Linked DNA regions of Homo sapiens: region 2 is linked to region 1. Evidence: read pairs that join two places in POLR2A ChIA-PET (ENCODE). Cell type or tissue: Panc1. All regions are shown on one strand. Each heading gives the region's core, and the rest is flanking DNA. Links, peaks and the distances in the headings are about the cores only. Region 1 overlaps IQGAP1 (IQ motif containing GTPase activating protein 1). Region 2 has its middle 33 kb from the start of FURIN.

Region 1 (5,372 bases), core at 319-5,318:
TTTTGCAGAGTCCCAGGGTAGATGTAATTATAGATCATGTATTCTATAAGTGAGCTTTGGTGGAAAAGTCAAGTGAGGGATAATGAAATATTTGTAATTAACGTTTAATAAAAAGGGTGTTTGAAGTGGTGCTAATAAACAAGTGTGTGTGTATGTGTGTATTTTAATTCTGAAAATCTTAAAATGCTACAAGAAAGTCCAGAGAACAGTACAACAAACATCATTGTATTCCAGAACTAACAAATGTTAACATTTGAGATATTTCCCTTTCCTCTAAAAACAAAACAAAACAAAACCAACATCGCTACATTTAAAGTCTTTTTTGTGCCCCTCTGGTCCCATTCTTCCTTCTCCTGGGGCAAACACTAACCTGTATTTTGCATGCCCTCTTGTGTCTAGGCTTCTTTTCTGAGCTTAAAACTTCCAGGAAACTGGAGCTTGGGTTTCAGTGATGACTTAAGTGAGGAGGATAACACTTGTCTTTCTAAATAATAGAAGATGACATAGCAAGGCATGCTATATCACTAGAAAAGGGGGCATTTTCTCATATGAAGTTTATAAGAAAACAAAAACTGTAAGATCTCTGCCATTTAAATTGTGGATTTCAAGGTTTGGAAGGTCAAAGAATTTGGAAGCTGCAGCTGTTCTGAGAGACCATCTTGTGCTCTGTGGAGCTTTGGTGATTCCACTGAGGTGACCTGGGGGTGAGAGGGAAGAGCTTCAACACACCTTCCTTCCCCCATCCAAAGTAGCTCTGCTTTTGTTTTACTGTTGAATTTCTTGAATAAAATTCACTTGTTACAGAGGGTGTTTTGGCTAACACCTCCCCTCCCCCAAACACTACCAATAACTAGTTCAACTGCTAATCTAGTTCAACCATCTCATTTAATGAAGAAACTGAAGCCTGAGTTTTTTGGTCTACTTGTAGTTTTCTTGATTGAAGAATGTTTCTATCTTTTTTTTTTTTTTTTTGTACAGTCTCGCTCTGTTGCCCAGGCTGGAGGGCAGTGGCGCAATCTTGGCTCATTGCAACCTCCACCTCCCGGGTTCAAGCGATTCTCCTGCCTCAGCCTCCTGAGTAGCTGGAATTACAGGCATCCGCCACTACGCCTGGCTAATTTTTGTATCTTTAGTAGAGACTGGGTTTCACCATAATGGCCAGGCTGGTCTCAAACTCCTGACCTCAGGTGATCCGCCCGTCTCAGCCTCCCAAAGTGCTGGAATTACAAACGTGAGCTGCTGTGCCTGGCCTCATCATTTTTTTAACTATGGTTGTTAACCAGGTGTGTGCATTAGAATCACCTGGGGAACTTAAAAAAAAAAAAAAATACACCTATCTGGGCCCTACCATAGAGATTGTGGTTCAGTAGGTCGGGGTGGGAGATCCAGACACATAGTAGTCCCTTGGTATCTGTGGGGGTTTGGTTCCAGGACACCTGCAGATATCAGAATCCACAGTTGCTCAACTTCCTTATATAAAATGGCATAGTATTTGCATATAACCTTAGCACATTGCATAATATATACTTGAAAACATCTCTAGATTACTTATCATACCTCTAGATTACTCTAGATATATCTCTAGATTACTTATCATACCTGATCCAATGTAAATGCTACATAAATAGTTGTTACACTGTATTGTTTTATTTATATCTTTCTTTATTTTTTTCTGACTGTTTTTGATCCATAGTTTGTTGAATCCATGGATGCAGAACCCATGGATAAGGAGGGCCGACTGTATTTTAAATGTCTCTAGTGATTCCGATGCTCCTTCCTTGGCCCCCACTCCTCCCCCTGTTGAGAAACAAGATTTAAAACTCTGCCTTATGCTGGGATATCATGACCTCAGTAGAATGTTACACTTCATCCTATTTCTTCATCAGGTTCTGCATTAGCCAGGCATTTTATTTTCAGCTACTCTAGAGCGTCTTTTTTTCTGTCAGGTGTTTTTTTCCAGTATAGGAAAGTAGCCCATTTCCTTTAAAGACCACCCAGCAGGCATGATCCCCTGAGGTGTTTTTTTGTTGAGTGCTTTTGCATACTTAAGGAGTAACTGACCTGGCCCGGTGGCTCACGCCTGTAATCCCAGCACTTTGGAAAGCTGAGGTGGGCGGATCACCTGGCGGTCGGGAGTTCGAGACCAGCCTGACCAACATGGAGAAACCCCCGTCTCTACTAAAAATACAAAATTAGTCGGGCGTGGTGGCGGGTGCCTGTAATCCCAGCTACTCGGGAGGCTGAGGCAGGAGAATTGCTTGAACCCGGGAGGCAGAGCTTGCGGTAAGCTGAGACAGTGCCATTGCACTCCAGCCTGGGCATCAAGAGTAAAACTCTGTCTCAAAAAAAAAAAAAAAAAAAAAAGGCAGTGGAGACATTTGTGATGATCTTCAGGTTTTTTTTTTTTTTTTTAAGGGAGGGCATAATAGTGGCATATTACCCTAGCACACCCTGCCCATTGGCCTGGCATCATGGAAAGGTGCCTGGTCTATTTTATGGAGGCAATCATAAAACTGGGTGTGGTGATTTTTGTTGTTGTTTAAGGCTTTGATTTTAAAAAATCAAGGTTGGAAGCACCTATTTAGATTGTAAACTAGAGAGGACAAAGGAAAGAAGCCTGGGAATGTTATGGTGAGAAAAGAGGACTAGAATCCCTGTCAGCCACCTATGTGGCTGCTGCCACCCCTAAAAAGTGTTGTGAGTGCACCAAGGACAAATGGCATGCTCTTCGTTATTAGTGAGCTATTAACCTCTTCCAGTTCTTTCTCCTACCTTGGTGAACCGGCCTGTATCTTGTGTGTTCCGAGGGCCCCTCTTTCCCCTCTAGCGCTAGACCCAGTTTGCCTTTTTGGTTTGGTTCCATCCTGTTTCCTCCATAACCTCCACCCCTCCCAAGTTGGAGGAGCCCCAATATCTGGGATTTACAGTAACTCTAAGGCCAGGAATAAAGATCATAGAGATTGGAGGGAGAAAAGCTTCCCCTCTTCAGTTCTATTTATAATACCTCTACTTCTACTAAAAGCTCCACCTTTTAGTACAGTGGCCCCATTGTGTATCCTAGGGCACTCCATTTTCTCCTCTGCCTGTAACAGAGCTCTTTCTTGGGAAAAGAGAGGAGTGTGTAGAGAGTGAATATGACTGTGTAGAGGCAGTGAGTATAAGTAAGAGAGTATAAGTGTAGAGAGACGAAAGTTTTCTGTGGCTGTGGGTTTGTGTTTCCCTGAAAGGTTAACTGGGAAAATTTAGGGGTAATTCCTATAAATGAGCACTGGGAGTGGTTGAGAAATAGAAAATGTAGAGATTTCTGCTTTTCTTCATTGTTTGGAGAGCAGCTTCAATATTGAAATTAAGCCGCTGTTCTAATGAGATATCACCTAACGATTCAAGGCTTTTTGCTAAGGGCTGCACAATAGATCAAGGATACATCTTAAATTATTATTTATGCTTAAATTGAAGCTTATTTTTATCCTTTTGCCTGTTCTTATTGAGTTTTACATTTGTTTAGGCTAAGGAGCGGGGTTTTTTTTGTTTTTTTGTTTTTTTTTGAAACGGAGTCTCGCTCTGTCGCCCGGGCCAGAGTGCAATGACGCTATCTCGGCTCACTGCAAGCTCCGCCTCCCAGGTTAACGCCATTCTCCTGGCTCAGCCTCCCGAGTAGCTGGGACTACAGGCGCCCACCACCACGCCTGGCTAATTTTTTGTATTTTTAGTAGAGACGGGGTTTCACCGTGTTAGCCAGGATAGTCTTGATCTCCTGACCTCGTGATCCGCCCGCCTTGGCCTCCCACAGTGCTGGGATTACAGGCGTGAGCCACTGCGCCCGGCCGGCTAAAGAGCAGTTGTATAGGAGCAATGAATACCGTTTCACTCAGTTGAAGGAGGTAACATTTAAATATGTGAGGTATGTTCAGTGCTTAGGTCTTGGACAGGAGGAAGTAACAGATCAGAATAAGGTTCAGGTGAAAAGAACCAAGAAGAGAACGTGTCAGGCAGGACAGAACAGGGAATTCTGCAAGTGAGAAGAAAGTACGATTAGTACTGGAAATGGAAGAAAATTCAGCTAGGTTAAAGGTCACAGGAAGAAAGTTAATTCCAGCATTCTCTGAGTTTCAGACAATTCCTGGTGTGCGCTTTCAAGTCTGTCATGGGCCACCTTTCTGCTGCTGAGTGCCCGTACCCTAGCTCAAGGAATAGGGCACACCCCTCTTGTAGAAGGGAAGGTAGGAACGCTGGCTGGTTGGAGACTGTCAGCAACTCCACGGTGATAAGTCGAGCTTAGCACTAAGTAGAAGTATGTCACTTTCTGTAATTTAGAGGAATTGAAAAGGTATCTTGGAAAGAAATTAGTTCTTGGGAACAAAGTCTTTTTTGTGCATATGTCTTTACTGTTGGCATAGAGCATTTTCTGGGATGGGCTCTTCAGATCTCCTCTCCCTGTAAGTGATTTCAGAATTCCATGAATGTTGGGATATGTCCAGGCTGGCACCCTGGGATCATGAAAATAGAAGTTAAGACATTTAAGAAGCAAGAAAACAAAATGGGTAGGTGAGGTGACTAGGAAGAATATCATGCCCAGCACTTCTAGAATTCTCAAAATGAGGAGCATCACTTAAATTTTGAGGGGGATCATTTTTAGGATGGTGACCCAAGCTCTCTTTGTACAGATGAGAAGTCTAGTTATCTCATGAGACCCAGTGTGACTAAAGGACCATAGCATGTAGCTGCGTAATGGCACGGTGGCACTAGGAGCTGATCCATTCATTTATTTATAATTACCAAGGGGAAGTATGGGGTGAGATTTATTCTTAACTCTTAAAATGGTGACATACACTATTTTAAGAATAAACCTCCATTCTTTTTTCGGATATTAATTTAGTGCAACGGCCTTGGACAGGCTCCACCATAAGAAGTGGGTTGCATTTAAAAGTGTATTTATTAAAAGTGGTTGAAGCTGAGTGCTTTTCTGTATTGTAACACTGTTGCAAATGGGGAGTATTCATTCCTAATGTGGCTGCCGAAAGCTTTTTACCCTACCATGTAGCTGAAAATTTAGCAAAAAAAATTTTTTTTTTTTTTGGAGACGGAGTCTCGCTCTGTTGCCCAGGCTGGAGTGCAGTGGTGCGATCTGGGCTCACCACAACCTCTGCCTCCCGGGTTCAAACGATTCTCCTTCCTCACCCTCCCGAGTAGCTGGGATTACAGGTGCCCACTGCCATGCCTGGCTAATTTTTGTATTTTTAGTAGAGATGGGGTTTGACCATGTTGGCCAGGCTGGTCTCCAACTCCTGACCTCAAGTGATCCACCCGCCTCGGCCCCCGCAAAGTGCTGGGATTATAGGCGTGAGCCACTGCACCCAGCCTAGCAAAATTTA
Region 2 (5,372 bases), core at 79-5,078, 440 kb after region 1:
GCGCCTGTAATCTCAGCTACTCAGGAGGCTGAAGCAAGAGAATCACTTGAACCCGGGAGGCAGAAGTTGCAGGCAGAAAGAGTGAAACTCCTTCTCAAAAAAGAAAAAAAAAAAGACTAAATACTGGGAGAATTATGGTTTTAAAGTAAAAGTGTTACAAACCTTGACAAAATCTGAGCGTGGTGGCTCACACCTGTAATCCCAGCACTTTGGGAGGCCAAGGCAGGTGGATCACCTGAGGTCAGGAGTTTGAGACCAGACTGAACCTGGGAGGCAGAGGTTGCAGTGAGCTGAGATCACGCCACTGCACTCCAGCCTGGGTGACAGAGCTAGACTCTGTCTCAAAAATAAATAAATAAAATAAAATAAAAATAAAAATAAATAAACCTTGACAAAGTAAAAATATCAGCATCAAAATCAGAGCTGGGGTGGGCAAGAGGAAGAGGGAGGATGTTTGAGGGGAGTGGTCGCCTTTTTTATCGCAAGAAATGACTGATCTTGCTCAAAGTGAAACATCTGAGTTTTTACCCCAAGACTCCAATGTCTTAATTAATTTCATAATCTTTTTTCTTAACCATGAGGAATTCATTATGAAGTAATAGCTCTTGTGGAAAGTAAATATTTATCTAAGATTCAGCAAGTTTTCTGGGTTTTTTTGCCTTTTTTTTTTTTTTTTTTCAGATACAGGGTCTCACTCTGTTGCCCAGATTGGAGTGCAGTGGCACAATCATGGCTCACTGCAGCTCTGAACTTCTGGGCTTAAGTGATCCTTCCGCCTCAGCCTCCTGAGTAGCTAGGATTACAGGCGGCACATGTTCCCACACCCAGCTAGTTTGTCTGTTTGTTTGTTTGTTTGTTTGTTTGTTTCGAGATGGAGTCTGGCTCTGTCACCCAGGCTGGAGTCCAGTGGCACAATCTCGGCTCACCGCAACCTCCGCCTCCCGGGTTCAAGCGATTCTTCTGCTTCAGCCTCCTGAGTAGCTGGGACTACAGGTGCGCACCACCATGCCCAGCTAATTTTTTGTATTTTTAGTGGAGACGGGGTTTCACCATATTGGCCAGGCTGGTCTCGAACTCCCGACCTCGTGATCTGCCTGGCTCGGCCTCCCAAAGTGCCGGGATTACAGGTGTGAACCACCACACGCAGCTGACACCCAGCTAGTTTTTAAAAATTTTTTTGTAGAGACAGGGGTCTCACTATGTTGCCCAGGCTGGTCTCAAGCTCCTGGGATCCTCTCACCTTGTTCTCCCAAAGTGCTGGGATTACAGGTGTGAACCATAGCACCTGATCTGCCTTTTTTTTTTTTTCTGTTAAACTCAAGTAAAATAGAATATATTTAGTTTAAAATAGAACTGGTACGGTGCAATCTAATCTAAAATTGTTTGGACTTACCTTTCTCTGAACTGCAGGGGCAGAAGGAGGGTGATCCCTTTTCTCCCCATGTAAAGGGTCATGACCGGCACCTCTATTACAAAAATCAAGTTAACAAGAGAAAAAAGAACAGGCTTATTACATGCACATGAGACATGCAAAATATGAACTCAAAGAGGGGCCAGAAGGTTGAGGAGAGGAAAAATGGAGAAATGAATAGGCTCAGTGCTCAGACAGTGGTTAGCAAATGACTGGGAGCTGAGTGGGACAAGTTATGGGAAGGTGAGGGCGGAACTGCAAAGGAACAAAAGTTGGATTTGTTTGTTTGTTTGTTCGTTCTGAGACAGAGTTTCACTCTTGTTGCCCAGGCTGGAGTGCAATGGTGCGATCTCGGCTCACTGCAACCTCCGCCTCCCAGGTTCAAGCAATTCTCTTGCCTCAGCCTCCCGAGTAGCTGGAACTACAGGCACGTGCCACCATTCTCGGCTAATTTTTTGTATTTTCAGTAGAGATGGGGTTTCACCATGTTGGCCAGGCTTGTCTCAAACACTCTTTACCTCAGGTGATCCACTCGCCTCGGCCTCCCAAAGTGCTGGGATTACAGGCATGAGCCACTGCGCCCGGCCGAGACAACCACAATTCTTTTATTGTTGTTGTTTTTTGAGATCGGAGTCTCCCTATGTTGCCTGGTCTGGTCTCAAACTCCTGGGCTCAAGTGATCCTCCAGTCTCAACCTCCTAAATAGCTGGGATTATAGGTGCATGCTGCTGTACCTGGTTTTGCAATTCTTTTGGAAAGAAACTTTCTTAGTCAGATAAGGAATTCCAGGAAGAGTCCCTCCCTCCACTCGGGGGTAGGGAGGGTACAAGACAAGGTTAGGCAGCTTTGCAGTCCTCAGCATGTCAGAGCCCCAGTCTGGGGTATCACTTTCTGAGCCCCAACCTTCCTATCCCTCTTCATCTCTCCAAACTTCTCTGTGTAGGTGGCATTCCCCAAGGTTAACACGAATAACGGGCTATAGTAAGCATGTACTGAGCACCAGAAGTTTTAGGTGCAGCAGAGAACAGAGCCGATGAAACCCCTGCCTTCATGAAGATATCATTCTTTTTCTTTCTTTCTTTCTTTTTTTTTTTTTGAGACGGAGTCTCACTCTGTCGCCCAGGCTGGAGTGCAGTGGCACGATCTCGGCTCATTGCAACCTCCACCTCCTGGGTTCAAGCAATTCTCTGCCTCAGCCTCCCGAGTAGCTGGGATTACAGGCACCCGCCACCACGCCCAGCTAATTTTTGTATTTTTAGTAGAGACGGGGTTTCACCATCTTGGCCAGGCTGGGCTTGAACTCCTGACCTTATGATCCACCCTCCTCAGCCTCCCAAAGTGCTGGGATTACAGGTGCAAGCCAATGCACCCGGCCTGAAGATATCATTCTAATGGGAGGAGTTTGTTACTTCCTTCTTTGTACTTTTCTGAATTGCTTGTTTTGTTTGAGAGTTAGCATATATCTTTTTTTTTTTTTTTTTTTGAGACAGAGTCTCTCTCTGTCGCCCAGGCTGGAGTGTGGTGGCATGATCTCGGCTCACTGCAACCTCCACCTCCCAGGTTCAAGCAATTCTCCTGCCTCAGGTGCCTGAGTAGCTGGGATTACAGGTGCACGCCACCACGCCTAGACAATTTTTTTGTGTGTGTATTTTTAGTAGAGACAGGGTTTCATCATGTTGGCCAGGCTGGTTTCAAACTCCTGACCTCAAGTGATCCACCTGCCTCGGTCTCCCAAAGTGCTAGGATTACAGGCGTGAGCCACTGCACCCAGCCAGCATACATCTTTTTTTTTCTTTTCCTGAGATGGACTCTTACTCTGTCGCCCAGGCTGGAGTGCAGTGGTGTGATCTTGGCTCACTGTAACCTCCGCCTCCTGGGTTCAAGCAATTCTCCTGCCTCAGCCTCCCAAGTAGCTGAGATTATAGGCACGCGCCACCATGCCTGGCTGATTTTTGCATTTTTAGTAGAGACAGCATGCGCCACCGTGCCAGGCCATATATCATTTTTATAAAAACAAAGGCCGGGCGCGGTGGCTCCTGCCTGTAATCCCAGCACTTTGGGAGGCCTAGGCAGGTGGATCACCTGAAGTCAGGAGTTTGAGACCAGCCTGACCAACGTGAGGAAACCCTGTCTCTACTAAAAATACAAAAATTAACCAGGCGTGGTGGTGGGCGCCTGTAATCCCAACTACTTGGGAAGCTGAGGCAGGAGAATCACTTGAACCCAGGAGGTGTAGGAGGTTGCAGTGAGCCGACATCATGCCATGGCACTCCAGCCTGGGTGATGGAACAAGATTCCATCTCAAAAAAAAAAAAAAAAAAGAAAAAAGAAAACAATTTACCTTCACACACACATAAAACACATCCACGGAGGATGATTCTTCTGAACAGCTGGAGTTGGGAAGCACTACATTTGAAGCTGGATGAGTCATTGACACTCTTGTGTAAACAGGGTTTTCAGGAAGACAGCGTGGGGACCCAGAGTCTCTGGAGGTCCCAGCTAAAGATAAGATTCCCTGCGGAGCAGCTGACCCTGGGAAGAGCTGAAAAGGGAAGCTGGTTCCCCTGGGTTTTTAGGCTCTCTTGGAAGGAACAACCATCCAGGCTATCTCATGAGGCGCTCTTGCCAGAGATGCTTGTCCCAGTCCTGATCCTAAGCCCCTGCCTCGTTGGCATTGGTGAGCCCCGTAAGCCCCATCCACTTCCTCCCCCTCATCACCCACCTATCTCTTAAGCAGGGCCCTGACTCCTGCCCCGTCCACTGTGCCCTCACTCTGGCCACACAGGCCTGCCCACTGCCTATTTTTTTTTTTTTTTTGAGACAGAGTCTCACCCTGTCACCTAGGCTGGAGTGCAGTGGCACGATCTCTGCTCACTGCAACCTCTGCCTCCCAAGTTCAAGTGATTCTCCTGCCTCAGCCTTCCGAGTAACTGGGACTATAGGTGTGTGCCACCATGCCTGGCTAATTTTTGTATTTTAGTACAGACGGGGCTTCACCATGTTGGCCATGCTGGTCTCGAACTCCTGACCTCAAGTGATCTGCCGCCTCGGCCTCACAGAATGCTGAGTTACAGGCGTGAGCCACCACACCCAGCCGACCACTGCTTGGCTTTTGCAGGTGCTTTTACCTCCACCAGAATCTCCTCCTCGCCCCTAGGCTTCGAGGCCTCCTTTTCTGGAAGGCTTCCGTGACAGTCCAGACCACCTGGCTCTGCCTTGTTCCAGTGACTCAGAGGCTCAGAGCCGGCGAAGCCTTGGGGCCTTGCACCCGGGAGGCAGGAAGGCACACGGGCCCTGCCTACTGGGTGACCTTGGCCAAGTCCTTTGCCCTGGATGACTCTCTTTCCTCATCGGAAAGATAGGGGCATCATGAGCTGCTTGATAGGAATCAAGAAGATAACGTGTGAAATGTTAGCTATTTTTAGTTTCAGGTTTGTTGGAAAGAATGACAATGAGACGAGCTTACAGGAAGGGGGAATGAAAGGGGGAAATCAAGTCAGTAAGGGAAGAATGTGATAAAAAGCTTAAATGGAAATTTAAAAAACCTAACTTTTCTGGGAGGACGGAGGCTCCTTGTGGAGCCAGTTGAGGGTCTGTGGGGGTCATGGGGGCACCGTCAGACACTGTGGGAGATGCTGGACAGGGCTGGGTCCAGGCCTCCAGGCCCAGTGGGACCTCCCTTCTCAGCCCCCTTCTCTCTTTTTTTTTCCTTTGAGACGGAGTCTCACTCTGTCACCCAGGCTGGAGTGCAATGGCACAATCTCGGCTCACTACAACCTCCACCTCCCAGGTTCAAGCGCTTCTCCTGCCTCAGCCTCCCAAATAGCCAGGACTACAGGCATGTGCCACCACGCCCGGCTAATTTTTGTATTTTTAGTAGAGATGGGGTTTCACCATGTTGGTCAGGCTGGTCTTGAACTCCTGACCTCAGGTGATCTGCCCGCCTCGGCCTCCCAAAGTG

Evidence for each region. Peaks named below come from ENCODE experiments on the same cell type or tissue, not always from the same donor. Only the 100,000 strongest peaks of a DNase experiment are listed, where the experiment ranks them.
Region 2: POLR2A ChIA-PET joins it to region 1 with 27 read pairs; 4 of 35 experiments call an interaction of 5 or more read pairs at or near these places.

The regions. Positions count from the first base shown.
Region 1 is chr15:90,391,794-90,397,165 of GRCh38, forward strand. All of the region lies in intron 2 of IQGAP1 (IQ motif containing GTPase activating protein 1), which reads left to right. Among named protein-coding and RNA genes, the nearest start is that of IQGAP1, 6.2 kb to the left of the region's middle. RefSeq lists enhancers at 3,236-3,737, 3,738-4,237. In Panc1, for the core only: no CTCF peak of the experiment used is centred there; no DNase peak of the experiment used is centred there; H3K27ac peaks cover 2,369 bases.
Region 2 is chr15:90,832,632-90,838,003 of GRCh38, forward strand. No RefSeq gene overlaps it. Among named protein-coding and RNA genes, the nearest start is that of FURIN, 33 kb to the right of the region's middle. In Panc1, for the core only: no CTCF peak of the experiment used is centred there; no DNase peak of the experiment used is centred there.